2 separate regions of the Mus musculus genome follow, and region 1 is linked to region 2. The links are chromatin loops, found by intact Hi-C in ENCODE. Cell type or tissue: heart. All regions are shown on one strand. Links, peaks and the distances in the headings refer to the core of each region. The heading gives the core; the rest is flanking DNA. Region 1 overlaps Gm35880 (a long non-coding RNA gene). Region 2 holds the start of Mir6899 (microRNA 6899).

Region 1 (16,026 bases), core at 3,594-8,593, 180 kb before region 2:
TGTTAGGAAAAGGAAGTGGAATGACTGTGTGTCGGGTAGTTCATGAGACAGATTCTCAAGATTCCTAATTCAAAATATAGTGATGACTTAGAATCAGAATTGGTAAGGCTGGAAAGATGGTTAGGGATTGGGCAGAACAATTACCCATAAGGAAATCCAAGTCCAGAAAGATGTAGTGCCTTGATCAAGCTCTTCCTTCTGAATATACTGGACTTGGAAGGCAAGGATCCAATAGCCAGTTCACACCAGAGTAGGGAGTAGTATGGTCATGTACACAGTAACACACAAAAAGACTGTTTCAGACACTGTTTATGTGCAAATGTCAGATACCAAGCTAGAACTAGTTTAAATAAAAAAAGGAGACTGTTTTATGTAACTGCTAAGTTTAGAGATATCTGTCATATCAACAAGGACAGGTGGATGAAGTGTTTTGCATGTCTAACCTAGACCATACCACGTGATCCCTGGGATCATAGATAATACACAAAGAGAAGTAAGGGCTGTTGAAATGGAGGAGGGTAGACAAAGGATGTTTATAGACAACTACAAAATCCAGAAGGGAACAGAGGTCTATGACCTGAAGCCTAAAATATCAAGTTACAGTTGATCATATATATTTACACATAACCACAATGGAGTTGCTTTGGGGTTGATGGCAAATGGGTGACCCAAAGCCAGAGAGCTGTGAGGATTTTTGGTTGACAACTGGTCACAAATGATTAATATTCTTCCTCATGAGTTCAGAGGTCAGGGCTACATTCTTGGGATGACCTAGGATTTCCATGAGAAAGCCTTGTGTGCTGTCTCTAGGGGACTAGAGGAGGAGAAGGGAGTTAAGAGATCTTTGGGCTGGGAAGCCTGTAGCTTCAGGACCTTGGTCTCTGTTCTCTGTCTCACCCAGTGTGAGAAGATCAATCTCACTCACTCTTTTCATCTTCTGCCTCCTCTGCTCTTCCTCTGTACATCGCTGCCAAACCTCAGTTGAGGAGTAAATTGGCTAGTACCTGGGCCATAGCCACAGCCAGGCTCTGCCAGTTTGTTTCCTAGCCTGGCTTCCCGCCTACTCCAGTGCCCTTGCTCAGGCACCTTCAGTGAAACTATACTGCTTTTAAGACTCTAGTCTAAGCTCAAATGAAATCTCCTCCATGGCTCTTTTCATGAGGTGACCATCCATCCACAAGGTGAAACCCAGAGGTGTGAAATTTCTACGCTTCTCAGCTGCAACTGCCCAGATTTCCTTTTTCTCATTGTTAATCATCGTATTGTGTGCCTAGGTCTCTTTACTCTGTGTGATCCTGGATAACAGAGATTTATACGTTTATTTCTCCATATACTGCTCTTTACCCTGTGTATTGTGAGTAAATAGTACTAATTCATTGTTCGACTCCTAATCTTGTTTGATTAAGAATTTCTTATAAAACCTTATTTAAAAAATCTCTAAAAAATGTAGGCTTGAATTGTGAAATAAAAAGAAGATAAATGAGAGCTATCTTTCCTGCTCCATTCTTGTTAATTTCCCTCGTTTCCCTGTGTGTGCGTCAGAATAGATTTGTGCCTCTGACTCCACTTACCAGAAGGTGCTCCATGACCCTAATCTATGTGTATTCCTGGAATTTAAGTGGACATATGGATTGAAATGCCAAATTTGTCATGCCTCCCGCATGCTGGACTCAGAGGAGCATTTCAAAATAAGATGTGAAACATGGGCTTAGTGCAGAAGAGTCTAAATGGTATTTTTAAAAAGCATAACAAATGTCACAGGAGTGCCCTTTCTTGACTCTACACTTTAACTATCCTGTTCTTATGAAGCCACAGTCACCCTGAGAGGTCACAGTATCATTGTCCTTGGATAGGGAGGCTGTGGGGGTGGGGCTGGCTGGGATGGGCAGATGCTTTGGGGATTAAGGGAAAGACCACACTTCTGCTTGAAGGGACTCTTGTCTTGGGCAGTGGTAATATGACCCTCTGAAATGACCAGGCCACTTGGGGAAAGGCAGAGAAAGTGACTCAGGAAGGAGGCTGTGACCTGAATTCACTTGAAACCTGATGTGGTCCAGTACCGAACTCCACCTCTATTGAAAACAGGGGGCAACTCCTCCAGTTATCAAAACAGGCTGCTTACATGAGGCAGCAAGAGAGGCAGTCAGCATCAGCCACTTTTGTACAAAGGGCTAGGCCACCAAATGAGAGAATATGGTGACAGGGACCAGACACAGCATGGACAGAGGTAGACAGAGTCCTTGTTCTAACTGCCCTCTTTCCTTCACCAGAGATTGCTTCCCCAGACTATTATACTGAATGCCTCTTCTCTCTTTTTGCTTTTGCGCTCAAAATGACCTGTGTATTTTGGCTTTACCTTTCAGAGGAGATGATGGTACCCGTGAGTCAGTAGGCACAATAGGGCAGATCTTGTATGTTCCTGTGTTTGCCAAAAGTCTTGCAGACAAAGCCTAGCATCATTTGTACATGCATAGAAATCATAACTGCCATGGACTGAATTGAGACCTTTAATCATAGCCCATAGTACCCTTGGATGGACTGGTTTTTGAAATAAGGTCTGTAAAGAGGTGATTATGATAAAATCACTGTGAATAGTGTTCCATAAGAGATAGGATAACATAGAGAAAAGATAGGGATACACCAGAGGAAGTTGCCCATTGCAATGCCAGAGCAAGGCCTTCAAAGGGGCCCATGGAAGTGGTGCCTGGATTTCAAACTTCCAGTTTTCAGAAAATTAAGTTTTGTTGTTTAAGCTGCTGTTTCTAGCATTTCTCTAAGGCAGTGGAGTTGATGAATGCCAATATTCAGAATAAGCAAGAGGAAGACAACAAAACAATGAAGAAGTATGGCATCTGGGGAGGTCTGAACTTTAGGAGAGAGGGAGGGAGGGAAGGAGGGAGGGAGGGAGGGAGGGAGAGAGGGAAGGAGGGAGGGAGGGAGGGAGAGAGGGAAGGAGGGAGGGAGGGAGGGAGGGAAGGAAGGAGGGAGGGAGAGAGGGAGAGAGTTCATCTATTCAGCATGGATCTCCATATCTGTGGAACTGCCTTTTATTTATTTATTTATTTTTAGGCTCAAACAACTACCAATCAAAACGCTCAGAAAAAATATTCCAACTGAACCAGACTGATACAGACTTTTTCTTGTCATTGTCCCCTGAACAATTCAGTCTGGCATCTATTTGTCCACCGTTTACGTTAGAGCAGGTATTACAAACAATCTAGACAGACTGTAAAGCAGACTTGGGTCAGTACAGATACAGTGCCCTTTAGCATCATGGATTTAAGCCTTCTGAAGACTTTGGTATCTGCATGTGGGGTGGGGATGAGCTGGAACCAACCCTTTGTAAACTTGAAGTGAAGCACCTTTCAAAAGACAACTGTACTTTCCTTTAAGCCCCTTGGAGCATAGCACGGGCAGCCGGAAGGGGATCTTTATTTTCCCTCCCAGAGAAAATGAAGCATGCCATAAACGCTTAATAATCTGTGGCCACCAGCTGCCGGCACCCCATCTCTGCAAGGCAAGGATAGATAGATCTGGTGATCTGCTCTTACTGGGTACTTAACGCTGGAATTCAATAGCGTATCTTTTCACGTTCCCGCTGGATCCAACCTTGCTGAGTCAGTGCTACCCCAGAGCTTTAGGTTCACAGCTTGTGTATAACCTTGGTTCCAATTGTGAGTGTTCAAAACAGATAAAATATTTAATGTCTTTTTATTGCTCCTCTCAGCAATGCTTAAAGTCCTTGTTGGCCTCTCGCACAGAGGATGGACAAGTGGCTCCTTCCCTTAGCTGCTCTTACAAGCTGCTTTGCAAATGGCTCTGGCAGGTGGCGCAGCGTAGGGGGAGGGCTCACAGTCTGTCCCTGGAGCCTCTGCTGTGCATTGCTCTCTGTAAAGTACCATCTCCCAGCCCTGGGTAGCCTAAACCTCCCTGCCCCTCCCCCACTCCCTTCTTGAGGTTATTTCTCCCTCCTGACTCATGCCTGCTGCTTCATTTGAGTAACTGTGCAAACGTTTAGCCAAGAGGCCATACCGGGCTGTAGGCTTATTTGGGGAGTTTCCAGCACAGGCACTGCGGCAGCATTCCATGCCTTGCCTTCTGGTCAAATAAGGACAAAGGGAACCACGCCTTCCATTCTTGGCAGTGAAGTAAGAACTGTTAGAATGCTGTGTGCTGTGTAGATGATTCTTTCCCGGCACTCCAATGACCCCTTGGTTGTAGAATTATAAATCAGGAAGAAGAAGTACAGAACATGATCTAAGGATGCTCAGGGACAGGGGGCTTATCTCATGCTGTTCTCATCTTCCTGGAGGAAGTCCATGGTGCCTTCTCAGTGGTCCAAAGAGGATGTGCTGCCACCCATGTACATGTCTTCTTTGTCATCAAAGAGAGTCACAAAACAATGCAGTTAGTCTAATACACACATACCCTACCTGGAAATAGAACTCAGAGGAACCAGTACACCTCGGCTGTTCTCGAGAAACACCCTTAGCAGAAAGAAGCCCCTGGTGGGGGAGATGACAAAACAGAGGTGGCTCTAACAGGTTGTCTTTAAAAGCCAATGTAGGTTTGTGATCAGAGCGTTTGGTCTCTGTAAACTCCCATCCTTAGTCTTGTGGAGAACAAAAAAACTTCCAGGGTAGGAGAGCAATTTACAATCCAACATGGAGGTTGTAGGGCTGGGGGTAGGTGTACAGGCAAACAAAGTAGTTCATTGAACTCAAGACCAAGGAGCCCCTCCCCAAACTTCTGATACTTTGTGGTTTTATCTTTTTACTAAACCACAAGCCTAATGTCCATGCAGATGGACCTACCGTGTGTGCCTCTCCCTTCCTGGGAACAGGTAGATGTAAGGGTCAGTGTGTTAGCCACCAGCCCTTTCTGAGAGCTCAGCCTCTTTCTAGAACATGCTTAATGTTATCCGTCCGTGTACTTTACTGGTGTTTAGGAGAAGAAAGCAAACAAAAATAATGGACAGGACAGTGCAGGGATATTGTAAGTGTTTTCTTTACAAGCATTTGGAGATGAGAAGGGTAAACGATCTATTTCCTCACAGAGGACCCTATACATTAGAGCTAAACTAATATTTGGAGGATGATGATCGTGAAAATTTTAAAGGAATCCCTCTGGGGTTGGGATAGAGAATGCTTCTACATAAGATAGATATTTACAGCTAAATGGAAAGAGCAGAAGGTAGAGGAAACAGGCCACGGGGCTCCCTAGACTTGCCATGTGTTCTTATACATCATGGTCCTTTCTTTGAGAATATATAGCTTTTTGTTCTATCCCCTTTAGCCCTTGCCCTTGTACCTGTGTCTCCTGCCTTCTTTCCACCCTCCATGTACTGTTGTCTCAGGGGGCTAAGTGTCCTAGATGCTCACTGGTTTGGGAAGAAGAGCTGTTCTTCCTGACTTTAACACTGTCAGGTTTCCCAATACACATGAAGCCTGACTGAAGAGTCAAGTTCTGAGCTTGAGTAACAAGGGGCCTGATCTGTCTCATTCCTCTTCCCATTCTTAGCATATTCTTTCTTCTCTCTTCCCTGTGCACTCAGGATTTACCTCAGGAGCTGCCCTCAGGACCACGGGAAGTGCCCAAATATCTCTGGCACAGTTGTAACTGAAACTGTTGCAGGTGGCTAGCTGCCATGAGAGCCACTCAGTTAGGTGACATGGTATCCATGGGAGGGGGCAGGGCGGGGCGGGGGAGAAGGAAGAAGAAACAGGGACATCAAAAGAAGAGAGGTAGGCAGATCAGGACCGGGTTTCTTGATCATTCATTTCCAAACGGGATGGCAGAGTCTGAGAATGCGCAAGGTCCAGGCCTGGCGTGAGTCAGCACCAGGGCTGCCTACTGCCAGTTGATTACATTAGCGTTAGTTAGAAGCCAGGAAGGAAGAGGAGATGCTGTATGTAGGATAGATGGAGAAGGAAGAAAATTGTCTTCATATCTTTTGAATTATTTATGACCTGGAAGTTTACATGCTAAAGTCTAACCGTAGAGACCTGATGGGGAGGGCTGGGAAGAGAGCTCTCCCTTCCCTTAAAGCCACAGAGCGCATGCTTTGGGTCCCCATGGAGGACCAGGAGAATGCTAACAATGACAGAATCTCTTGGAGAAAGTGGAGCCCTCTTAATTTGTATTGTGACCTTGAAAGCAGAAACGCAGCCCAGAACCCTACTGCCATCGGGCGCAGGACCGCAGATTTCCCAGGAGCCTCTGGAGCGACGGACATAAACCTGTGAAAGCACCGTACTTTGATTTTGTCGAGTGGTAACACAGGATGACTGTCAGATCAGTGGACAAAGGAGATCTTCGCCTCTGGCTTCCAGCCAGATGGGAGAGAAACAAAGACTTCAGAGCCCTGGCTTTCCATCCCCCACCCTCTCCCTCCTCCCTGTGTTTTTCTCTTCCTGCCTTAACCACTTAGAGACCATGCTTGGGATAGAGCCTGCTGACTGCTCTTATGTTTTGGGAAATCATGTCTAATCACACGTATCCCTGTGAATTATGTCAGAAAGGGGCCCTTCCTTTTGAGAAGTGTTTAAATGTAGAAGAGAAAGCCTTCCACCATGCCTGCTGCAGAGGCGGCTTGTGGCTAGGGATGCACTCCAGTTGGGTGCCTGAGTGGCCTTGTGGGCATCTTTGTTTATGGTTCCTCTGACTACTGAGGGCAGTGTAGCAATCTGAATGCCCACCAGAAGGAGTTGCCTCTGATCCTCACCCAGATTTGAAGCTTTTGTCTGGGAGCCCCCTCTAAGAGGCAGAGACTCTAGGTCTGTTTCCAGTTGCAGGACAGGGTTTGTCTCTTCAGCCCACAGACCTCAGTGCAGTCTAAGGTTTCCACTGAAGTAAAGCCTAAGAGGCAATGCCTCTATCCCGGGGGCACTGGAAAAGGAAGAGGAAGGAAAGAGTGCTGACTGGTGGCCAACAGGCTCAAGGTGGCAGATACAGGACTAGCAGCAAAGAGCTGGACAGATGCTGCGTTGGAAGAGAAGTAGCAACAAGGCCGTTTCTTTGCATCATCACCACTGCTCAGTCATCCCTCCATGTAAACAACAGAGACAAGCCGGCTCCAGGGCTGATCCTCCAGCAAGAGCCACTTTTTGCAGTCAGTAGTGTTAAGTCCGGTATCTCTACCTCTGTAGTAAGGGCAGAAAGGAGCTGGTGCTTGCTGTAGACTGGGTAGATGCAGAACGAGTCAATGAGAGGCTCACACACATTCCTCATGAAAAAGCAGAAAGGAATACAGTATTGAACTTTCGCATGGGTTTCCCCTCCACCCCACTGCAACACCCAGGAACCTACGTGTCCCAGACCCTGTGAGGGGAGGGATTGATTCCTGCTGCCCAGATACCAAGCAGTACCTACTTCTCCATAGCTACATGGAATAAATTGAGGTCATTTTCATAATTTAGGCAAAAGCCTCCCTTTCCACTTGAATTACTGAGATATTTTAGGCAAGTGCAGCTTTAAAAAAAATTAAATAGCAGAACTTGCGTTTGGGAACTCATTAAAAAGCATTGAGACTTCCTGTATTATATCAGTTATAAACAACTGGGAAGAGAGAGGTCGCTTTTTTTTTTTTCTTTTAAGGAAATTATCTGGAAAATTACCCAGGCTTTTACTTCCTCCTTCTAGATGAGATCTGCTCAGGTTGCTTTCAAGACAGTGGCCTCATTAGAGTAAGCTTACATGATAAAACCAGGGAAATGAAAGGGCCAGACTCTGCTCTCTGGCTTGGCTCCTTTTGGCTTTCACTGTTTCCTTTCTGGTCATGCCTGCTTCTTCTTCCCTTGTGAGGAAGAAGCCCACCCTACATTCGAATTTTTCCCACTGGAATGCACTGAAAATTAATATTGCTGAGAGACAGACCAGGAGGACCAGAGAAGCCTGTCGCGGTCTCCATAAGAGCCTTTATCAGTTTTATTTTGCTTGCTACTCTGTGCTGACATTGAGATATTGCTTGAAATCTTTCTAAAAGATCTCCTTTATTTTTCTGCCCCACCCCCACCCGACCACAAATGATAGAAAACTGTACTGTGCTAAATTCAAGAAAGGCATATGTTTGCCTGTCCATCAACTCGGCTGCCAGGGTTGAACATGATGTTTATAATGGCTCAGTGAATGTCTGAGCTATGTGATGGAGTGGTAGCTTTGTTGATCATGGCAGAGCTTGGCTTACCTTCTCTACACTTTTCATTTAAAGTTTTTTAAATTACACTTAATTGTGTGGGTGGGTGGGTGGGTGGGTGGGTGTGTGGTGTACCATGGGGTATATGTAGAGGTCAGAGGACAACTTGCAAAAGTCAGTTTTCTCCTTTTACCACATGGGACTGGGAATGGAACTTAGGTTATCAAGCTTAGCAGCAAGCATCTTTACCCTCTGAGCCCTATCTCAGTCTGTGAAGTGCTAAGTGTTAAAACTGGTACAGAGAGAAGGATGTAGTCTCAGGACCGGAGGATGAGCCTTCTGAGATGCTGTGTGACTCTATTGTTTGGATAGTCTGTCCTCACCTTCCACTGTGGTTACCCTGCTTGGATTCACACTCCTGTACGTCTCTTGCCCAGGTGTCTGAGGCAGCTCTAGGCAGGTAGTCTTGATTCTAACCGTATCTATCCAGCATCTCTCCTTCCTGCTAATAACAGGCCATCTGGGCAGTAGACTTTGCCATCTTTCTGCCTCCATTGCCCAGAAATTGCAGCTCCAGGCTCCAAAGAAAAGGCTACAAGGGATGCCCATATCCTGTCCAAATCTTAGCCTGCTTTTTCCCTTCTCCACCTAGAGCTCAGCATCCTCCCTCTCTGCCTTACAGATTCTTTTTTTTTTTTTTAACTCACTTTGTAGACCAGGCTGGCCTCGAACTCAGAAATCCGCCTGCCTCTGCCTCCCGAGTGCTGGGATTAAAGGGGTGTGCCACCACGCCCAGCCTGCCTTACAGATTCAACACCAGAGAAGCACTCCTGCTGTCCCTGTGTGAGTTGGGCTTCTTTCACCGTGAGGCCTTCCTCTGTGCTGTCTCCTTGACCAGATGATCCCCAATCATAACCCTAGTTCTTTGTTCATCCAGTGGGACTCATTCACCATATCTCTCCTTTTCTGTATTTCTCCCGTGTGGCTTACTATTTTCCCGAATGTTCAGCATTGTGAGGCCTTGGTCAGGAAGAAAGGGTATGTGGCTATTACATACATTGGTCTCCTCACCACGCAATGAGTACTTCGAACAAGAGTACCTGGGTTTGTTGTTGCTGTTGTTTTGCCCCTAGAATCTTGAACAATATCAGACTGAAGAAGAAAACCAGCAAGTAGCTAAATATGTAGCTTTTATGCAGCTTCTAGCAGCAAGGCACCTGTGTGCTAGGTGTTTGGGAAAATATCTAGTGCCAGGCTATTCAAAGAGAAAAATCTGTCTAGGAAGTATGGCAATGAATACATGAGTGAATTTTTATTTTCCATTGAGCGTATGATCCAGAATTATGCAAATAATTAATTTTGGGGAACCTTATGCTAACAGCAGGCTGCCACCTGACAGTATAAAGTCATGGCAGGTTGCTTTTCTTGGCTGCCACCACTAAGAGGCCTGAGGCTTTCTTGTGGCTATGGCCTTGGGAGCAGAGACCTCCCTTTTCAGAGTTCTTTGCCTTGTGTTCTGTTGCTATGGCAACAACCCACTTTCATCCTGGACATGCTGCATGGGAGAAGGGAATCCTTTACTACAATGGCATAAATAGAAAGGGTTATTTTATTTTATTTTTAAGTTGACAAGGTTGATCAGAAACACATTATGCTAGAAACAAAGATTTGAATTTAGTGGTAAGATAGTTACATGTTTCTGACAGCATTAACAGGATGAATTAGCTGGAAGAATAGAAGATTCTGTTACCTTTTGTTTAAATGTCTATCTGTGTGCCTGTTGGGGTTCTATTTTTAATGCAAAACTATTTTTGTCATCTTGAGGTATGTTTCTGATTGGTTTTAAGTCCATCCATCGTATCAAAGGAAGGAGCAAATGTCTATAGTAAGCATGCAGTGTGTGCAAGACTGAGATGAACAAAGAGATACACCTGCCCAGCAGTGTGACTGATCTGCTCTCAAACCTGCAAGGGGGCTGTGTGGATATATCGTTAGGTATGACTCAAATTCCACTTTTGGAATAGAATCAGCTTGAACTAAGATAGATTGGAATTTTCAACACTTTCAGATACTCATTCGAGTACGAGACAATGGGTGTAGCACATGGCTCGTTCACTGTTCATTGACTGCAGAAGCCTGCCTTTGTGGTAGCACAACCTCTTCTGCCCTTTCTCCAGTACAGCAGTCTCTTTCCATTTCCAACAGGCACTGCTTGATCCATACTGAGCTTCTTTGTCTCTTGACCTAGGTATCTTCCCATCCTTAACACAATGGAGACTCTGGCTTATCTAACAAGAGGCTACGTGCCATATTTCAGCATACACAGACATGATTTGCACCCCCCTTCTTCTTCCAGATGCTTGGGTTCCCCTCTGATCAGATACATCTTGCAACTCAGGGCCATTTGTCTTCTTTTGGAGGAGCCAAAGAAGGCTCTTATTTATTCTCTTACAACCAGCTACACCCTCACATGGAGATACATGCTGTTTGAGAACATTATTACCTGGGGTGGAAATAGAAATTCTGTTCTGGGGGTATGTGAAAGAGATGCTGCTCAAAGGACAAAGAAGGTGGCCAGCTGACCCTCTCTTCCTGCCCAGGTTGCTCTTGGCATGAATGTCACTTGGGTGGGAAGGCTGCTCTAGGTGTTTCTGTGCTGAGTGAGGACACTCAAGGGTCACATTCCTTAGACATGTTGTGTTACTGATGTTTGCAGCTTTGTCTCCTCTACTTCTTGGTTAAAATGGAATCTTGTATCACAATTTCTACTCAAGAGCCACATGTCCCATAGAATTTTGATGCAAATGTTCTTCCTTCCCTCCCTCCCTCCTTCCCTTCCTCTCTCTATTCCTCTCTCTCTCTCTTTTCCTTTTTGGCACGTGCTGGCAGCAAAATTTTAGTGTCTCAAACACTGAAAACACCTAGGGAGGTGGCCCACCATGGCTGATATAGTTCTATTAGAAATCTATTTTGTCTTTTGAATACAGAAAAGGAAACTACCAAAGTTGATATTGGTGGCTGCCCTTCTGGGACACTGGCTGCCTGAATTTGCTAGGGACAACTACACCAAAGGTCCCATAGATTGAGTGGCTTGCACAACAGAGGATGGAAAGCTAAGATTGATGTCATACTCCTGGGCCATTACTTTTGAGGCTACTCCATGCCTTTCTCCCAGATGCCAGTAGTTTGCAGGGAGCCGTGTTCCTCAGTTTCTATGTCATTTCTCTGATCACTACCTTCACGTTCTGCCTCTCTCTCTCTCTTTCTCTGGATATTCTCTGAATAACATGATTTCCCTACGGGTTTCATTCTAACTCGATCACCTCTGTAAAGGAATGGTCTAACAGGAGCCCATTCCAAGAAGCAAGCACTGAAGCATATATTATTCTGGAGCGAGGAGAACACAATTCAACTCATTATGCTGTGTTTGGAGGTGAATCCTGAAATGGCTTCCAGGGCTACCAGGTTGGACAATGGGATGTGCTGTTGTTTTGCTAGCAATAGAGCCATTTTGGAGTAAGTTTACTAGTTATTGAAATTGTGAACCACATGCTTGCTCATTAACAATCTCTGCTTTGTCTTGTGGCCTTTGAGAGGGACACAAGTATCTGCTCACTTCTTCCCATGCTGTGACTACCATTTAGTCCAGCATGGCCCATCTCACAGCTGGATGACTAAAATCGCTTCAAAATGGTGTTCCCTCTGCTACTCCCGTTACTCTCCTTCCTGATGGCATTCAGAGCCATACCAATCAGATTTGGTGGTCAGGCCCACTCCTTTGCTTTAATTTCTCTAAGAACTCTCCATTGCACTGAGACTATGACAGAAGCTCCTCACTCTGGCTCTCCTTGGCCCATAGTGGTCAGACTCAAGCCTTTTTCCTTCCTCCTACACACATGAAGCCCTCCATGCCATTCTTGACTGCCTCTAGCTACACAGTTCTTCTTTCAGATGCCTGCTTGAATTATCCCCTCGTTATTTAGGTCTCAGCGCAATCTCTGCTATTTCAGACTGTCTCTGGCTATTCAGTGTTAAGCCAACTCCCCACTCCACATTCATTTCCTATCTTGTCTTCCTGATTAACTTTAATCTTATCATTTATCACTGCCTGCTTTCTTTTTATTTATTCATTACCTTTTCCTCCCACTAGAAAAGAGCTGTATAATTTCCAGGTACGCTGTTCTTTTTGTCCAGTTGATATGTTCAGAGTTTAAAACAACCTTCTGCAATCTAAGCATCAACAAATGTTTATTTTTGAATGAAGAAATGTATGAATGAAGAATCTGTGATTAAGACAATTGAAAGGCTTACAGAGAGATGCATGCTGTGAGTCACACATGGGTGTTCCACCAGCGTTTCTTCTGATCCTCATGGAATCTTTTAAGTGGGTGTCATGCCCATTTATAGAATGCACAGGCTAGACATGATCAAGTCCTATAATGTGTTCAGTGTTTTGTAAATAAGAGTGAAATATTGAAAAGTCTTGAGAAAACCATTTTGTTCTGGATTAACTAAGAAAAAAATTTTGGCTTAATTTCCCCATGATATGATAAATGAATTGAAGATGAAAATTTTACACTGTAGAGGGTAGAAGATTTGAAACAGAAGCAAAGGTAGATTTTCATGCAAAAAGGAAAATTATCAGAGAGGTAAAATAACAGTGGGCAATTGTAATATTCTGCCATGCAATTCAGATCTGAAAACTCACATTGCCAGTCAGGATCAGAAGTTGGGGGTTGCAGTAACCTCCTTCCTTTCAAAGTAGCAAATGCCTGAGTTGACCAGCTTATAAAGAGGAAAGGTTCATTTTGGCTCACAGTTTCACAGGTTCTATTCCACAGCCATTTGATTCCATTGCTTTGGGGCCTACGCCAAAGAATACCTGTCGCGTATGGTGGATTAAAAATGCTTACCTCGAGGCAAGGAGCACTGGAGCACGAGGAGGGGCTGGGGCCATGATCCCCTTCAAGACCACACCCCTAATTTGCTAAAATTTCCCCATTAAGCCCTACTTTTAAAGGAATCTATTATGTCTTAATAGAAGTACCCCGAGGACATCTTTGACAAATAGGCCTTTGATAGACATTGTGTTCTGGGGTACTCTGTGCCTAGTCCAGTGAGTGCTTCCTGAACATAGAACTCTAGTAGACGCTAAAAGTATGTGTTAAATTAATGAATGGAGAGAATTAAACTGTCAAGTATGTGGAAATGCTCCTTTCTCCCGTGTGCCTTTACTATAAACAGTGGCGGGGATGGGTAGAGTTTGTGGCTGGAAGCCAGACCAGAGCCTACCAGAAAGGACGCATAGCAAGCCTTGGGGCTTACAATGCACAAAATCCACCATGATTGCTGCTTTAGTGTCCCATGAGCTTTGTTCTCTGTCACCTGTGAGACAGGGAAGACTTAGCACGTTACTTCAAGAAGGCTGCCATTTTTTTCCTGTTTTATTCTAATGGCCCAGCATCTATTTTTGTTGACCTTAGTTAGGTATGGGGAGGCCATATATAATTTATGACAAATTATATTCTCAATGGTAATGGGACATATTAAAAAAATAGAGCCCCATTGTAATTTATGTCAATACATTTTAAATTATTATATAGGATCACTGGGAATAATCTCATAGAAAAACAAAGAAATAGAAAAAGAATTTACATTGCTTAAGGAAATAATTCAAGTACAAAAAAGAAAATAAAAACTAGATGCAGGCAATAGAAAATCAGGATCTTTCAATGCTGTTGGTTTACAAGTTTTGAAATCATTACTTGGGATGCAGTTAGAAGCAAGGAGGTTGCTGGCATCATGAACCAATACAACCATTTACAGTAAAATTATCCAGGTCAGAGCAAACTGGGTGAGTTCATTCTTAAGCACAGAAAAGACAATAGGAAAACATTTCTCATGTACACAATAGCATCCGGGGCAACTCTTGGTTAGATGCAGGGAGTCCAGGAGAGAGAACACCAAAGATACATTTTAAAGAAAGCTGTGTTTCCCCTGGAATCACAGGTCACATCTTCCAGTCACTAGATTCTGTAGTAGATATCAGCATGCAGACAATTCGGGGTGTGCGCTGAAGGACAACACTATGTACTGGTTCCAACGGGGACATTTTAGGGTAACAGTATGGGGGGAAATTGAAAACTGGGGTACAACTGCAGCAGAGACCTGAGCATTCCCTAAGAACTGCTGAGCTCAAATGACTTTCTGAGTGTAGGCAAGGGATGCACCCTTGTATCCCTGCAGTGACCTTCAGTTAGACTGTGTGCTGCCCCACAGGGGATGACAGGTCTCTCTGTGACTCGTGTAGAAGGACACAACCGTGAGACTAGTGGCTGAGCCCTGAAAGGATGGGGCAGGGCCCTAACCAGTGTGTTTCAGTGTGCCTCGACTTCTTATGTGTCCCCATTCGGACCAGCATTGGGAGATACAGAGAAAGAAGGTGGAATGTTGTTTACTAGTCACACATTTTACAATGCCATCAGCTACTCCCTCTGTCCCTATAATAGCTGTCTCCTGCCTCTTTCTACATCCACATTTGACCCCCTTGTGTCTTCAGGTAAAATGATCCTAAGGCATAAATCTAGTTTGTCACATCCCTGCCTCATACCCTCCAATGATTTCCTGTCTCACATATTATAAAACTCTAACTCTTTGACATGCCCTTTAAGAAGTAGGACCATATATCATGCAAACTAGGCCACTTTTGAGAGTGAATGGAGGCCCTGCTCATAATTGCACAGGGACAAATATCTATACCATGTCTGTTCTTGGCAAACTGGGACATATGTGCACTTTGTCCACAAGGTACCTGACACCATAGTCATCTCTCCAGTTTACTCTTTCCCCAGAGTTCGCTTCCCTTTACTTTCTGTTATGCCCAGGACCATGCTAAGCCTTTTCTCACTACAGGGCACTTGCTCTAGCCACTTCCTCCTCTCTTTGCCTCCTCCTCCTCCTCCTGCTTTAAAAAAAAAAAGTCTCAGCTTAATATTTTCCAATTCAGAAAGGCCTTCCCATTTATTCTGCATCACAAAACCTGTTCACTTCACCCACAGTTCTAACAACAATAGGAAATTACAGTCACTAGATGCTAAACTCTGGAACAAAGTGAATGTGTTTTGTCTTGCTAGGCCCAGTGAAGACAGGCATTAGGCAGCACCCTTCTATACATACTTGACATCAATAAATTCTTCACTAAGTCAATGCAGAATTTAGGAAAGTTTTCTAAATCAAAAGAGGATGTGCAAATGAGTGGTTTTTAAATTGTGTATGTGTGTGAATGAACTATTATAAAACAAAAGTTGTGTGTATGTCCCTGGAGTGCCAAAAGATCTGTAAGGGACAAACACTATTGCCTACACTGGAAATGAGAGAGGTTGCTGCTCACCCGCGAAAGTGGGACCTAGAGGAATGCAGACCATGAAGCAATCAGTTTTCAAACACCTGGAGGATCACAGGCTGCCGGATAATAAGCAGCAGCTTAGCGATGAGGTGATACTGTCAGAACAATCTAATTTCCTTTTTAAGACAGAGAGACCTTCATCAAAAGCGTTTATTAAGTGTCTGTCTGCACACAGCCACGAGAAGCCTGTCGGAGGTGGGAGCAGGAGGCTGTGTTCAGCTGTGAAGCATCACATTTAATATGTGTCTTGACTTCTGCTGAAATCTGATTTTGACTCTGTGATAATTTCCTTTCACAGGTCAAGCAAATATGAGCTCCTCTCGGTAGCAGGTTGTAGCAGAATAGTTACAGACTTAAGCTCACCACAATTTCCAAAGCCTTTACAAGATGGAATTTGAGAAGTGGGGGGAGGGGAGAGAGGAAGGGGAGGGGAAGGAAGGGAAGAATGGTTATAAAGAAAGACACAGACAGAGAGAGACAGAGACAG
Region 2 (16,026 bases), core at 4,031-9,030:
TAGGACAAAACAAGGGTGGACAGAGGCCCTGAGGTGGAAGTGCATGCAGGAAGCAGAGGGGCAAGGTGGTGATTCCTGGAAGGGGAGGTTGGTAGAGGAGAAAGATGAGATGAGAGAGGTAGCCAGGAGTCAGGTCATACTGACTGCATCATCTACTGCTTGCAGGCTTGGGACTTTTACTCTGAGAGTGATAGGGAACTATTATACACTTGGATTTCATTTTAACCACTTTTAAGGCAAGAATGATTTTGGTAGCCTGGTATAGTATAAGGCCAATTTCACAAAAAAAAAAAAAAAATTGTGTGTGTGTGTGTGTGTGTGTGTGTGTGTGTGTGTGTGTATTAGACTGCATGCACATGTGCATATTTGAATGTAGAATTGAGTATTGGATATCTTCTTTAGTTACTCTCTACCTCATTTGTTTTGAGAGAGTCTCTCACTGAACCTAGAGCTCACTGGTTTTGCTAGGCTGCCTGGCCAGTGAGATTCAGGTATCCTGACTTCACCCACCCAGCTCTGAGACTATAGCTGTGTGCCACAATGCTTGGATTTTCACCTGGGTCCTGGGATTCCAGACTCAGGTCTTCATGCTTTTATGGAAAGTACTTTACCTACTCAGAATAAGGTTTTCAAATTTGTAAAACAAAATTCAAATGCTCAAAATAGAATCTACCACAGAATGTCAAGGAAGCCAATTTGGATGGATTTATACTACCTCAAGGTCCCCAGAAAGGGACACATTCTGTGATTTGAATTTTCAAAGTTTCTGTGACTCCTGTAAGAAGAATAAAGTGTAAGGGCCCAGAGTGGAAGCCATCCAGTGTCATAGGGCTGAAGGATCAGCTTCCCTTTAACTTCCAGGACCTGGCCTCAGAAGCTGGTCTTTTCAAGTGCAAGAGGAAAAAAGTATAACTTCTGTTTATGTTTAATTTACAATCTTTTTGAATGCAAGAAGAATAATGTATGGCTTTATTTATATTTAATTTGCCCTCATTCTTTTTAATTGATCTATTGAATAAAGGCTTTACGATATGCTAGCATAGTAGCACTTCAGTACATTTATATAATTCGTGAATAAATCTACATATGTTTGGGGTCTGTGGCCAGAAAGCATTTATGATGGTGTTGTTTGATCGATCACATCTGCGGGTTGCAGTTTAGGGAGAGTGACCCTGTGAGAAGCAGGGAGAACGCCATGCTGGCTTAGAGCATGCTCCATTTCAGATCCATTTTGTGGAAGTGCACGAATTCTTGCTGTAATTCAACCTCGATAAATGTCAGTTGTGTTTCTCAGGCACCCTTACCTCTCCTTAAGAGCCCTCATCCAACTGTAAATCACCTCTGAGGTGGCATGTTCCCCCCTAGGGAAGCAAGTTTCTTGAGGTGATTGCCAGGCAGGCAAAGTGGTTCTTGATATTCAACGTGAAACCTGGGGGTTCTGAAGAGCGCTCTCCTTCCCGCACGGCAAGCTGGGCGCATAGCTGGGCACAGAGCCACCTCTGTGAAGGGAACACCTATATCTACTATGTGATCCACTGGGGACTCCGGGCCTCATGCTTTTTGTGTCCCTTGTCTCAAATGCCCTTCTCCTGGACATTTTTGCTCACTCTTGGGGCAGAGCAAGCTGAATGGTATAGCCATTCTAGGTGCCACACACCTGCCGTGTGCATCACTTTTATATCTTGGAGCAGTGTCTGGTATAGACAAGGCGGCGGGGTGAAAGAGGTCAGGTGGGAAGAAGAACTGAGTAACAGCTTAACCTGTTCCACTTACAACTGAGCATCCCCCCTTTCCTATTGTTCATCCTTCCTTTCTCCTCTCTCTATCCTCCTCGTCACCATTGTATGCCTCTCCCCTCTCTTCCTTCCACTCCCACCCCTCTTTCTCCTTCCCTATCTCCTCCTCTGTCCCCCCTCTCCGCACCCCCTACACCTACTTTCTTCCCTGACTTCAGTTCCTATCTACCTTTCCTTCCTTTTTTCCTTCTATCACATTAAATTTTATTTTCTCTTCCAAACGGGGAAATCCCTTTATAAAGAAAGAACATTAAAGCTTTTATTGAGTGAGCAAATTTTCCCGCAGGTAGGCTCGTAGGAACTTGTGCCTTGTTGGTATCATCAGTGTGTCTACACCTCATGGGGAGATGGGGTCTATGAAGACATAGTCTGGGCCGTGATGGAAATGCTAACAATAATTCTACAAACCCATCTCACAAGTACAGACGCACGTAAGCATCTGGGCACCGAATGTGGAAGTACTGTGGCCTAAGTACCCTGCTCCTGAATGAGGAGGCATAGTCCCAACTCCATAGATCTGCTCTGCTGACCTCTGAACTCTATGTGGTCCAACACAGATCCTTTGAACACACTTTGAACTGAGGACATCCAGTGTTAAGTGCCACCTGCTCCTGTCCTTCCTGGACCCTCCACAGCATGATTACTCTGCTGGATCAGCCAGCGCCAGTGTGAGGTTGACCTGGAGCAAAGGATATTGGCTTATTGCTATGTGATTTTATGGTGTTCCCTCAGTTCTTGGTTGTGATTTGACCATGTTTGGACCCTGGTACTATGAACCTCCAGTCTTTAGACAGTGTTGTTATTGTTATTGTTGCTGTTGTTGTTGTTTGAATGTCTTTGCGACTGGAAGGCATTTTGAATTTCTGATCATTTAGGGGCCATAGTTATTTTTGTATCAGATCTCCATGTGAAAGAACAAAGCCATGTGAGTGATTCATGGCATTAAGTACCATGCCCACTAGGCTTTCAGATCGGGCACTGGATGTCTTGCTTTTCCTGTGGTGTCCCTCTCATTCTGAACATTCCTGAAGAGCACCCTGGTCTTTTCTCTACCCACATACTAAAGAGCTATTAAAACTTGAACTGTCTCCCTGTTTCCCCATATTTAAGCTGACTACATTGACTCCAGCCTTGGCTGTTTGGAGCTGTGAGCTCTCGTTTTTTTACTTGACATCTGATTAGGCCTTTCCCTGCTAGCAGCTCATGCAAACACAGGAAGCAGGGGTGAGGGAGAGGAACTGAGGTTCATTGTCTATTCAGTAGGTACCCGTTGGATGCACCATAGCTTATTTCAAAGTCACAGGTTTACTAATAAGTTCACTCCCATTGGACAGTAAAAGTACAGCATAATGAATTCAAACAAAGTCACTCCCAAGTTGAGGGGACACCTCCTCTCTTTCCTTCATCTGGTACATCCTTTCAAGTGTCTTACAGCAAGGTGCTAGCTTTTAGGTGACCCTAGTACTGCTTGGTGTTACACACATGCATGCACACATGGTTTCCAAAAAATGAATATTTCCTTCCAGGCTCTCAGCACGTTATGTATTCTTGGTTCTCTCTGAAAGAAATTCATGTCTCCCCTCTGCTGTACTGGGTCTTGTAGAGCAGTGGGCTCACTGGGGCACCAATTTAGTGAAGTAATAATTTTCAAGCATGTTAGATTTGATTCTAGGTGATAGAAACAGAGAGCTGTGGATGTTTTGTAGTCAAGTTTAAAGGGAAGAAAATGTGGGAAGAAAAAATAAGCAAAACACAGTACCTGGGTACTGTGTTCTTAAAGGTTGTGTGGTGGAGATGTAGCTGCTGATCAGGGAAAAATGGGTACATACATAGTACTTTGGATGTGTAGTCTCTGTAGCCTGAAATTGTGTGTTTGTGTGTGGGGGAGGGGGAGGAAGAGGGAGAGAGAGGGAGGTATGTGTGTATACACATACATATATATGTATGTGTTCTTGTAGCTGTGTCAATGGGTGCATGCAGGTGCATATGCAAATATGTGTTCACGAGTGTGAAAGCCGGAAGTCAACATCAGGTGTCTTCCTCAATTGCTCTCCCCTTTGGATTTTGAGATAGAATCTCTCACCTAACCTGGAGCTTACCAGCTTGGCTAAGCACAGTGGCTGGCTGGCTCATGAACGCCAGGAACCTGCTTGTCTCACCTCTCTAGTGGCAGCATTACAGGTGTGCACGGCTGTACCCAGCTCTTGTACGTGGCTGCTGGAGATGGATATTCATGTGCCCATGCTTATGCATCAGGCACTTCAGTGAGCCATCTCTCCAGACCTCAAATTACATACGCTATAATATTTACTGATTCTATGAGTCTCCCATGTGCTAGCTACTGTTTCTAATTAATGTGCAGTTTATTGCCACATTGTTGCTCTTTCTAAACATTTTAGGGGCATGTGCACACTCTTGTTATCCCCGAGAAAACAGGAGCAAAGAAAGCTTTTGTTAACTTACCCAAGGTTAGACAGTCACCCAAGATTAACCAGCCTTGCCTGTAGTACCCCAGGAAGGTTGGCTTTTGGACCCTAAACCATTTTGCTCATCTGCCTTTTGGGGGCAGGGGCTGCACTTGATGATTTCATGGGTCTGTAAACATCGCCATTCTACTTAATTAGGATCAGCTCACTATACAGTTGGAAGGATAAATATTTGTCCTGTTTGGTGACAGATGTGATGGGTTTAAAAAAAAAAAATAACAAGTCCTGCACTTTTTCGTACGTATCCTCCATCTGTATTTATTCTGTGGAAAGGTCACTTGCGCACCAGTGCTCGGATTCCATATCTCTCAGCAGCTTCCCTGCCGCTAAAACTTGCTCTATAAATTGACTTCTAAAATATCTTGCAATGATGTATATTACTATCCAGCATGAACCCTCTAGAAGAGTCACTGAATCATCGGAACCTCTGGGCAGTTTCTCCATGAATGCTGCGAGTCAGGAAGGGATTTAGTCTTACTCCCTCTCGGTTGGTCGTGGTCCTGTTGTCTGTCCACCCAGGCACATTTGCTGAAAGGGACACGGGTTCCAGGAGGCTGAGGCGTTTGTATCAGCACTTAGGTCTCTGGCCATGGTTTGTGGTAGAAGAGGGGGTCAGGGAGAGACAAAAGAGACTGAAATGGTAAGTTACTGGAGGTTCTTGAGAAAAATAGAATTAGAAGCATTTGTGGTTCAGATGAAAATAGCAATTTCCTTTCTGCTTGGACCGTGGGGCTTGGCGTGCTCCTGGGAATAGAAAATAAATAAAAATTGATCCCTCACCAGTTGAAGGAAGTGCCCTGACTCTGGGAACCGAGATGATGGCTCAGAGGTTTGAAGGTTAAAAAAGGAAAGAGACAAAAGGAACACACAGCACCAGGGGGCTTTATTTATTATTATTATTATTATTATCATTATTATTATTATTATTTTAAAAGTAATGTTCTATATTAGAGAATGTAGTCTACCAAGAAGGATCTGAGAGGCCATCTGCTGAGACTAGCCACCAGGCAGCAGAACGCAGCGGGCATGAGATCCTTTCTGACCATTGTCCTTCTGTGTCTTCTGCAGGTGAGAAGCCTTACAAGTGCTCATGGGAAGGATGCGAGTGGCGTTTTGCACGGAGCGATGAGCTCACAAGGCACTACAGGAAACACACAGGTGCAAAGCCCTTTAAGTGTAACCACTGCGACAGGTAAGGTGACTTAGAAGCTACGGGACTAAGGAGGGAAATAGTGCAGTAGGTTGGGGTCTGTATGTATGATCTGGGTCTAGTAGCAAGCAGGCCTGTCTCGTGCACAGCTCTATGGGCCTGGCAATACATTTTACTTCTCTACTGCTTGCAAGGGTGAAAAGATGCACTCTCTTATGTAGTAAAGTTTCAGGGTCTCCATTGGGTTACATAGCATTTACTCAGTGCTGGCTTTGAACCAGTGCTAGTAACTAGGTACAAACAAGATGTCATTCCTCACACAGGTAGTTGATGAGGCAGAGAATTAACAGCGTATTGACAAAAGATAATAGAAGTTGCCTCCTCTGGCCTTTTCAATATCATCCATACCACCTTTGTTCATCTTTTATGTTTAAAAAAAAAAAAGTTTGGTTAATGGGAGAAAGGCCGATTTTGAAGGCTTTTTCCAAAGCATTATTGAAAATGGGCCTATCCTTTGGACATCTGGACTGTTCCTTCCTCGCTGAAGACATGCTCAAGGGTCCAAAGATGGCAAAACTCTGCAAACTCGTCCTGTAATTCAATTTCAAACCTTCAGTATTTGATAGTCAAAAGGATCCCGTAGCAACAGATAGTACCCAAGTAATAGTATCTGACAGCCCTGGCATTATCAGCCGATAAACCCCAAAATGGAGACTCTGCAGGCCAAGGTGAAGGCAGGATTAGGTTTAGACATAATCAAATAATGGGCTTGCATCTGAGCATGTTATCCTTCTAATCCTATTTCTGTGTTTAAAAGGAAGCTTAAGAAAATTAACCATCTTTTTAATGCAATACTAAAGGTCTTGGTTATGATGAGAAAAATGCTTCTAATACAATAAAGCCCCCGAAAGCCTCAGGGTCCCCTCGGCTTGGACAGCAGCTAGCAGGATGGCGGGGGAGGTGGGCGAAGGGGGAAGGGGGGGAAGCAGGATGTCCAGGAGGAGGCCAGGCTGTCCTCGGAAGGAAATGAGCTCGGCCTCACTTCCTGCCTCTCCCAGGCCCTGTGCTCCACACCTGCCTCTCCCACCAGCCAGGCCTTCCTCTTGAGAGTTTGCTTTCTTGGAGTGTAGTAGGAGGATGCTCAAATCCAGGCTCAGCCAAGTTGGCCTGGTGTTCTTTTGGGATGCAGATAAAGGACAGTCTTGGCTTTCCTTCCCCCAGTCTTCCTGAGGAGGCTATTTTTCTTTTATCTTCATCCTCTGAGAACTAAATAAAGAGGCTTTGGCTCCTGGAGTGCAGAGATAACCTCTCCCCCAGGCTGGAGGAAGTGTGCCTCTCTCGGCTATTGTCTTCTTCTGCCTGAAGAGCAGCTTCTGCTACCCAGGAACATAGCCCTTGTCCCATGGTCATCCCATTCCCTAGAAGGCCTCTGGAATGTGCAAAGGACAGCAGCTTTTCTTCCTCGGCGTGTCCCAGTCAGTGTTTCTGTTTGACAATCTCTTCAGCTTCCATCTCCCATGTCCCTGGGTTCAGTCATTCCCAGCCTTGGCTAATAAAGAAACCTATAGGTTGTTGACTGCTCACAGACCTGTGCAGAAGATGTGTCCACTGTATCACCCGGGATGAAGATGAGATCCCTGTGAGTTGTCACAGCGTGGTGGTTGGAGGTACCTCCATAAGGCACCCATCTCTGAAGGGTGTTGAGGCTCAGGGATTGTGGCATTATGTGTTTTGGAGAGTGAGGACTGACTAAGAAATTGCCATTTCAACACACTGAGGAATTCCTAACGTTATGCAGCCAATATACTAGCAGTCTCCCACTCATGTGGGTGATGTGGAAAAATATTCCAAGCCTGTTTGGTGTGAGAGAAATAGCAGCAATGGGTCATCGGTTAGTCATTTGCTTTGCCTTCCTCACCAGAACACACTGCGGTCTCTGGAGATGGCATCTGCTGTACTGGTGGTACAGATTCTGTGAAGTGACACCGCGGGAGATTCTGAGTCCACCAGAGTCCCATGCCCTGCGTCAGGAGTCCATTTTCAACGTCAGGAATGAGGGCTGCAACTCACTAGTGTCTTATGACAGGCAGTCCCTCTCATTTTACTGCTCAGGGAGCTAAGAATAGACAGGTCTGGGAACTGTCGTGAGGCCCCAAAGCAGATGAAAGGAAGCCCTGGAGAGATGGGGAGCTGCCATTCCTTAGGTGACTTAGACCTTTGGAAATTGAGGCTATCTGCACCTGGGAGCAGGAACCTGGTCCCCGTTGGCTTCTCTTGGCGTAAATGCAGGGGGCCGGGCCTCAGCTCTCTCTCTTTCTCGGTTTACTCTTCTTTTTCTTAAACATACACCGTGTATAATTTATGCTTTTCACGTGTGCAAGTTTTAAAAACACATGAACTAATTATATTTGTTTTCTTTGTTCATAAGATTATTAAATGTCCCATACAAGTCTGTGTTTGTAGTTCTATCTAGAACGATTGCATCTGACCACTGTAGGCTTACATTTCCAGATGGCTGTCATAGACTGGAGCTGAATGGCTGTCATGTATTGTAATGATTGCTTTTTCTCCTATCCCCATCACTCCCTATTGCCCATTCAACATGAGAGCAAGTTGTCTAGTACTCTGCTTTCTGTATTATTTCCTCTTATAGAGAGTACCATTTCTCCATACTTGGTGCCTTACCACAAATGTAAAGAAACAATCTGGGGGGAGGGGTGTTACGTGTTTGTTATACTTGGCCCCATTGCATTGCATGCTTTCCCTGACTGGCCTCTGAAGACACTCAGGCTTCAGGTTCAGGCTGGAGGGAAACCCAGTGAGGTGATTTACAGAGGATCCTCACCATCGTATCGCTGCCATGGCCAGACAGAACCTACTGTAGCTTACTAAGTGATGCCGTGCCAGAGGGACAGGTCTTTCACAGCCCAGAGAGCATGAGGCTACTGATGGTAGTTCACTGGCCTGTACTTCTTCCCCAGGGAACACTCAGAAAAGCCTTCTCCTAAGTAGGCTGTTAGGATCCAGGTGGGGCTGTTACTCAGGTAGTCAGACAAGGCCTTGGATAGTTGAGTGGGGGTGTTTTAGTACGACAGTACACCTTTAGGTGATGAAAGTATTAGCCTCTGAGTCCCCTAGAGGATTGCAGTTGGTTTAATAACACATTTGACTTCAAAGGGTCCTGACCATAAGCGAGAGAACACCGACTAGTCCTCTGTAACGTAGCAGTCACAATCAGTAAGGACCGTGTCGTGTGAGGTCAGTAGGCTTTTGAGTCTTTATGAGTACTTCCTGGGGTACGGTACCCTTTAAAGTGATTGGATTCTGTACTTCTAGACGCGCAGCTTATCTATAGTCTTTCCTGTTTCTATGCCGAGCTCAGTAAATATAAATTGATAAATATAAATTAATCCCACCCAAGTACCTGACCTGGTCTGTTGAATTTGAGTGGTGGGGAATCTGTTGTAGGTCTTAATGGTGGGGATCTGTTGTAGGTCTGAGTATCAAACATTTCCTGGAATTTGAGCAAATGAAGATGCCCGTTTGGGGTCGGTTGGCACACAGCGTGTATTTCATACCATGCTAAAGGACTTGGCTGTTTTCCTGAAAAGCATTACAGGATAAGGGCAGATAGTTGGGCATATATGGCTAGATGACCTGTCACAGTAGAGCAGAGGAAAAGCTGAACACGTGTGACTGGGTGAATAATGTTACATGTTCCCAGCACCTAAGAAGCAAAGTAAAGGGTTTAACCCTCTGCCAGGGCCTCTCCTTATCACACCTGTTCAAATCCCCAGTTACCCTGGACACGGGATTCCAAGGGCCTGTTCTCTTGATTTCTCTCGGATCCTAACCCCACCCTGACCACTGCCATAGCAACCAGGCGCCTTGTGCTAATTTACATTACAAAATCGTTCTCTTGACAGTCTAATAACTTTCAATTCAACATAAGTCCCTCTCCCAAGGCTATGTCAGTAGCCTGTCTGTTCTAGAGGTTTGAGGGTCTGGAGTTGATTTATTGCCTTTTTCCGGGATCTAGGGTAGTGGGTCTCAACCTTCCTAGTGCTGCAACCCTTTAATACAGTTTCTCACGCTGTGATGACCCCCAAGCGTAAAATTATTTTCGTCCTACTTTATAGTTTTTTTTGGTATAGTTATGAATCCTAATGTAAAATCTGTGTATACTGATGGCTATAGGTGACCCCTGAGAAAGGGTTGCAGCCCACAGGTTGAGAACTGCTGGGCCGGAGGCTGCCCACGTTCACTGCTGGAGACTCCCGGTCCTCCGCCATACCAGCTGCTCTGGCTCTTTCACCCGCCTCTGGCATTTTTAAGGATTCTACTTTGATGATGGAGGGTTGGAGTTTCCAGAAATGGTGTGGGCAGCCTCTAGATGCTAGAAAAGGCAAAAAAAAAAAGGGGGGGGGATGGAGGGAAGGGAAGAGAGCAAGACAGTGAGTCCCATGACAGTACAGAATTGTGCAAGTTCAAAGCTGAATATCCCGAAGACTGTTTAGCTATATCACTGTTTTATAATACCTTGAATCTGTTTCAGTTGTTTCATAGGGACAGTCCAGATAACAAGTTCACTCTAAATTAAGGGCCTAAAATAAGCTGCTGGGACTGGCACTGTTATTCGGGGGATCTTGTAGTAGATTGTTATGCTGTAAGTTTCCTGTTCTGTAAGTTTTCTGTTGTCTTTGTCTTTTTTTTTTCCTCTCCTCTCCTCTCCTCTCCTCTCCTCTCCTCTCCTCTCCTCTCCTCTCCTCTCCTCTCCTCTCCTCTCCTCTCCTCTCCTCCCCTCTCCTCTCTTTTTTTCTTTTCTTTTCTTTTCTTGTTGTTTGTTTTGTTTTTCGAGACAGGGTTTCTCTGTGTAGTCCTGGCTGTCCTGGAACTCACTCTGTAGACCAGGCTGGCCTCAAACTCAGAAATCTGCCTGCCCCTGCCTCCCAAGTGCGGGGATTAAAGGCGTACGCCACCACTGGCCCAGCCTTGTCTTTTTTTCTTATCATCTCCTGGGATACTGTTGTACACATGTACCTATTTAAGGAATGGGCATAAACAGAGGGTGTGGAGAGTATGGGGTCAGGGAACAGGGTGGATTTGTGATTTGTTTGTTTAAGAATGAGCAAACACAGGGAAGCCTTGCTTTGGACAGGAAACTCTGCAAGCCTGAATGGGTAGCTTGCTAATGTCCTAGCAAGGAATTTGAGTGGTGGAGCTATCTCAAGCTACAGCGATGCCTAGGAATGTTGTCATAGTCCAGGCAAGGGCTAGCTTAAGGAGAGAGCACACAGCCAGACCATGCATGGCTGTTGCTTTACATGCATCACAGCAGGTACTTCCGCCAGACCCTGATATTGCAAACTGTTAGAGCACGGAAATGCCCACACTGTTATTGGTAAGATGCAGAAACCTGCCTTAGACTGATGTCAGTGTAAACGGCTACTTATTAACAAGCTTAGATTATTAGCTCGAATAACTATTAGAAATGGAATTCAGTTTGTCTTTAAGGTTGGCTAAATCCAAGTTCCCAGATACCATCCAGATTCTTTTCTCTGCTCACTTCCTTCTCCAGCGGCAGTATGGGCACACTAGCAGCTCAAAGCTCATCTCCTAGCAATTTAGCATTCCCAGTGGAAGGAGCATGTCTCTCTTCCAGTAATTTCAGTAGCTATAGAACCACCTTTCCTTTGGCCTCTGTGTGTCATGTGACTGTTGCTTAGCAATCACTGCCGCCATGGCTTTCACTTTAGAAGGAAGGTCAGCTTTATACTAGTGAGAACATAAAAGGGTTTCTACCCAAGAGACTCTCATATGTCTACCATCAGAGTAAAGAGGAAGGAAGATGACCATAGCATCTGCCAAGGAAGGTGCTCGATTATGGAACTTAAGCCCCAAGTGTTAGTCCAAGAGCCTCAGCCCCAGTCTTTATTCCATGACTCTCCACCTATGTATCCTCCCCTTAGTTCTTTAACACATACTGAATCAGACAGACAGACAGACAGATGCACACACACACACTGACTGACTCATCATGGAGATGTCCCCAGGATAGTGTTGGGGCTATCTGTGAACACCACTCTGTTCTTTGTCTTGGTGTGAATATATTATGCCTGTGTGGACCTGGAATTATAGGCAATACACTCCTAGGCTTTCATGGTAAAGCCCGAGACAGCAAAGTGGGTGTTGAAACATCAGTGTTCTACTAACTGGTGACATAGGCCAGTTATTCATTATTGTATATACAGTGCATGAGCATGTCATGTGTTTAGAGAGCACTTCCACATTTTGTTCCTTCTTAGATAAGTATAGTTATAATCATAACAGTCCCCGTGTAGTGACATCTTACTCTGTGCGATGTGATATTATGATACTTCTCTTGCCTAATCCTTAAATAAACGTAAGAGACAGTGTCCCCATCAGCCACGCTGCTACTGGAAGAGCTAGGGTCTGAATTAAAGCAGTCTGACCCGAGCTGACTCCTCCAGCACACTTCCTCGTCTCTCCATAACTCACAAGTGCTGTCTCTCTTTAAAACTGAGAAAAGTAGCTGGACCTCTCTGACATGCTTGTTGTTTGTCGTTCTAGGTGTTTCTCCAGGTCTGACCATCTTGCGCTCCATATGAAGAGACATATCTAAACAAAACAAAACAAGACAAAATAAAAACAAACAAAAGTAAAAAAAAAAAAAACAACAAGAACAAAACACCGCAAAGGCCAGAGTTGCCATGGCAGCAGCCAATGTCCGAAGGAAATGCAGTGAGGCAGAGGGCTGGACTTCAGGCGGGGAGAACTGCCTCGCAGAAGAAAGTTCTCGCTTACAAACCTCTGTGTGCATACATGTACACGCACACGTACACACACCCTCTCACACACAGACCCACACACAGATCCACTCTCATGCACTCAACTATATTTAAAGTATATACGTCTATTTCTTATGCCTTGCCCTAGCCAGATGATAGAAGACAAGGAAGAAGGAAGCCAGGTGAACTCGGCAAGGCACTGGCTGCTGACCCCAGCGCTACTGGATCACTTCCCAATGTTGCCAATGGAAAACAAAGCAAACGGATGTCTGTCTCCATGGTGGCCGCAGTCCAAGAGGCTTACATAACTTCTCAGTGCAACGTGATAAGAGAATCCAACATCTTATGGTTGCATATGTGTAGCACTAATGTTTCTTTTTAAATAGTTGGGGGAGATTGACCTAGAAAACCAAATTGCAGTTTGGTAGCCAAACTTAACTCCTGGGTTATTTGTCCTTTGTGTGTGAAAAGTCCTACTATTCCGTACGTCAGACTTCCTCACAGAACTGTCGGTTGGTTTTGGTTCTTCTTAGGACCAGTGAGATCTTTTGAATTGCTACCAACGGCCTTAGCGGCAGCAGACTGTGGATTTACACCTTACACCTTTCTGGCCTGCATCTCTCTAGACTTTACTCTCGAGGGAGGAGTTTTCTTTTCTTACTTTTTTTGACTCTCGCACATCATATGCACTAGGGATTCTGAAAACTTCTAGCATGACTGCAAAGTGGCCAAGAGAATAAAAGTCCTTGATGATAAATCACAGTATACCCCTTGAGCCTCACCTTCTTGCCAGTGCTAGATTTTTTCTTTTTAAATCTCTCTGATTTTTTGCTAATGAAAACTTGAAAAAAAAAAAAAAGCTTATTTGGAAGCTTAAATGTTTTATCTTTTCTCCGTGGACTAAACCTCTCCAGGACTCTCTCGGCACCTGGATGTCTAGCTCTCGAAGCAGCCAATCAGATGGGACATCAGAGTTCTCTCATCCCTCCTTAAGGCGTGATGACCTCAGCTCACAGTGAGCGGCTACTCTACTGTCCTTGCTACCCTATAACTACTTACAGCATAGATCTCGCTAGTCTCAAAGGGCAGCTGCGTATTTAATCTAACTCTGGGTTATGACCTGACAAAAAAGCCAAAAATCTCACTCTTTCCAGGAGTGGGGGAGTCCGCGGATGCCTCCCAAATCTAGAGGCTTCACAAAACATCATCCCATCCCTTCCCTCACTCACCCTCTGAGATCATGGTACCCACTTGTTAAATGCATACTTCAAAATGCCATTGTGGGAATGAAGGTTGTCCATTAAGGAAAGGGTGAATGTGTCACTCTTATGATGTCTCTACGGGTGTTGGTGGGGGGGCGCTTTCTTTAGGGGGTACTGGTTCTTTTTGGCTAGACCCACCATGGCTTGTGACCTAGAGCACCCAAGATCAACAGAGGCCTCATATTTACCCTGAAAGCTGATTCCAAGGGATTTATATTGCTCACTTGCATATCACACACACACATCCAATGTTGGTTTCTATCTTCCCGAATTCTTAGCTAGCTGGCACTGGCCTAAACTCCAAAGACTGCCTTTAGGACCATTAACTGGCCTATGCAAGCAAGCGGGGTGGGTATTAAGGCAGATTGTATATTTTGTATATTCTGGGACCATCCCTTCAAGACGCGTCTAACAAACAAAAGTGGCGTTTGGTCCGTACAAGGTTGCTGCACCCTCATACCAGCTGGCTCCCTCCTGCCCTCCTCTGACTGTTTTATCCACTGACTGTTAAAATGCCGCCCATACATATTTGGGATGCAAAACTGAAGTCTTTTAAAAGAAATAATAATAATAATATAAGCAACACAAACACATATGACAGCAACCTTCAAGATCCTTGGCACTTGGGTTCTCAGCTTTCTACGGCTTTGGTTTTACTGAAATGTTGAATCTACTTGTCTGAGGGTAAAGGGACCGCTTTGTCACAAATGCTATAGCTTCCAGTTGGACAGTTGGGGCATTTCGAGGTCTAGCCTTTAGAAATTTCATTTTTGTTTTACTTTTTTTTTCCAATTTAGACCAAAAAGAAAAAAAGAAAAGAAACCATTGTAAACACACACGTGTGCGCACGGGTGCATACACACACACACACACACACACATACTCCATTTGCCAGAAGCAATTATGTATATGTTAGTTGGAGGGTATTAAAGAAAAAAGAAATCTGATTTATTCCAAAGATTTAAAAGTGGACATGACTTAGAAACTGCTCTGGAGCACTGCTTGCTGACAATCTCGTTCTCTACTGCAATCGAGTGCATTCTGCAGCCAGTCCATCAGGGCATACCATGGGATTCTATTTGAATGTGTGCTGCATCCTTTTTTTGGATGAAGGACGTGTGAGGGACCTTGAACCTCAACTGTATTGAACTGTAGCGCCTCCAGTCAGTGCACTAGATGAAACTTTAGACTGCCCAAATTCTGTTGGTTTGTTTCTCTCTTCCCAGTCTGTAGCAGTCAGTGTCCAGCATGAATGCACGCACACGCCAGGGATGGCATTAAGCCATGGCTGCCACGATTTACAGATGTTCTCTCCCAGGCTGGAGCTGCTCTTACTCTCAAATTGTCATTACTAAGGTTTATAGTACTTAATTTAATTTTTTTTTGTACTGACCAATGCAAGGCTCTATAAAAAAAGAAAAAGGAAAAAAAAAAAAAAGAAAAGAAAGAAATGCAAAAGAGTAATCATTGCTGTTTGTCCCTCTCGCCATCTGTGGTTTCATTTGAATGTGGCAGAACAAAGGCCCCTTGGTCCTCTTTGGTGTCTGAAATGTTTGGTAATTTCTCTTTTGTATCAGTGAGGTCTTTGTGATCTGCTCCTGATCTCTCTTGGAGCAGGGCGCACTGAGATACCATGATGGTGCTTGCTTGCTTCAGAGTCCTTTGTTGGCTGTGGGAATTGGCCTGAGAATTTGGTGGGTGCTAAGCGCATGGCTTTGAATCTGTTCTTCTCTAACCCCAGTGAAGACCTGTGGAAGATTGCGAGTCCTTAGCTTGGGGTGGGTATCCCTTGGACATTTTAGAAATAGGTTTATGACACGTCCTCCTCCATTCTTCCTCAACTGCAGAGGCAGTTGCTTGATGCCTCTGGAGGGAGCAGGTTTTTCAAGAAATAACCTCAACGTGTCCTTTGCTCCCAAGAGGACTGGGTGTCTAGAATGGTGTCATGGATATTTGAAACATGAAATCCCTTTCACAATTTAAGACATTACCTCCTAGCATTCCAAGGGGATCCCAGATTTGAAAGGGCAAGCCTGGCATAAATGTGGCATAGGCTGTCCTCTTGAGCATTCTATCCAGGGCCCAGAGATGGCTATGTAGAAGACATGGTTCTAAGCCACTGGTGATTTTCTTTACTTCAAGTTACTTCTCTTTCTCCTCCACGTGACCTTCAGGGATGTGGGGACCGACATTGTAATGCTGCTCTTTGCTCCTGGCCTCCTGTCCCACTGTCAGCTTACTGGCCCAACCTCATGCCTATGTGGATGAGTACTTTGTCCAGAAAGAAAGAGATGTTTGGATTCCAAGTTAAAGCTGCATTTTTGTAAAAATATTGGAGACCCCCCCCCAATGACCTTCATGCTGGCCATTTCCCTGTCCCAGTTTCCTTCCCAAAGCCCTTCAACCACTCCCCACTCTCCCTGCTGCCACCTCCCCATGCACACCTCTACCCTTTTCCATCTTTGATCGCCTGATGATAACAGGGTAAAAAGAGAGCCAACCTCATGTCTGATGAGCAGGATG

The links. A loop is a pair of places that touch in the nucleus more often than their neighbours do. Peaks named below come from ENCODE experiments on the same cell type or tissue, not always from the same donor. Only the 100,000 strongest peaks of a DNase experiment are listed, where the experiment ranks them.
Region 1: it touches region 2 in a loop (4-fold over the local background); 3 of 42 quality-filtered maps call a loop at or near these places.

Annotation. Positions count from the first base shown.
Region 1 is chr1:64,214,267-64,230,292 of GRCm38, reverse strand. All of the region lies in intron 1 of Gm35880 (a long non-coding RNA gene), which reads right to left. Among named protein-coding and RNA genes, the nearest start is that of Gm39654, 34 kb to the left of the region's middle. In heart, for the core only: no CTCF peak of the experiment used is centred there; DNase peaks (open chromatin) are centred at 4,072 and 6,322; H3K4me3 peaks cover 409 bases; H3K27ac peaks cover 2,514 bases.
Region 2 is chr1:64,031,762-64,047,787 of GRCm38, reverse strand. Klf7 (Kruppel-like factor 7 (ubiquitous)) reads left to right here. Exons shown (of 4, transcript NM_033563.2): 3 at 5,351-5,474; 4 at 12,024-12,125. The coding sequence ends at 12,075. It overlaps Mir6899 (microRNA 6899), which reads left to right and starts at 5,287; the gene lies at 5,287-5,350. In heart, for the core only: no CTCF peak of the experiment used is centred there; DNase peaks (open chromatin) are centred at 6,617 and 7,487; H3K27ac peaks cover 2,474 bases.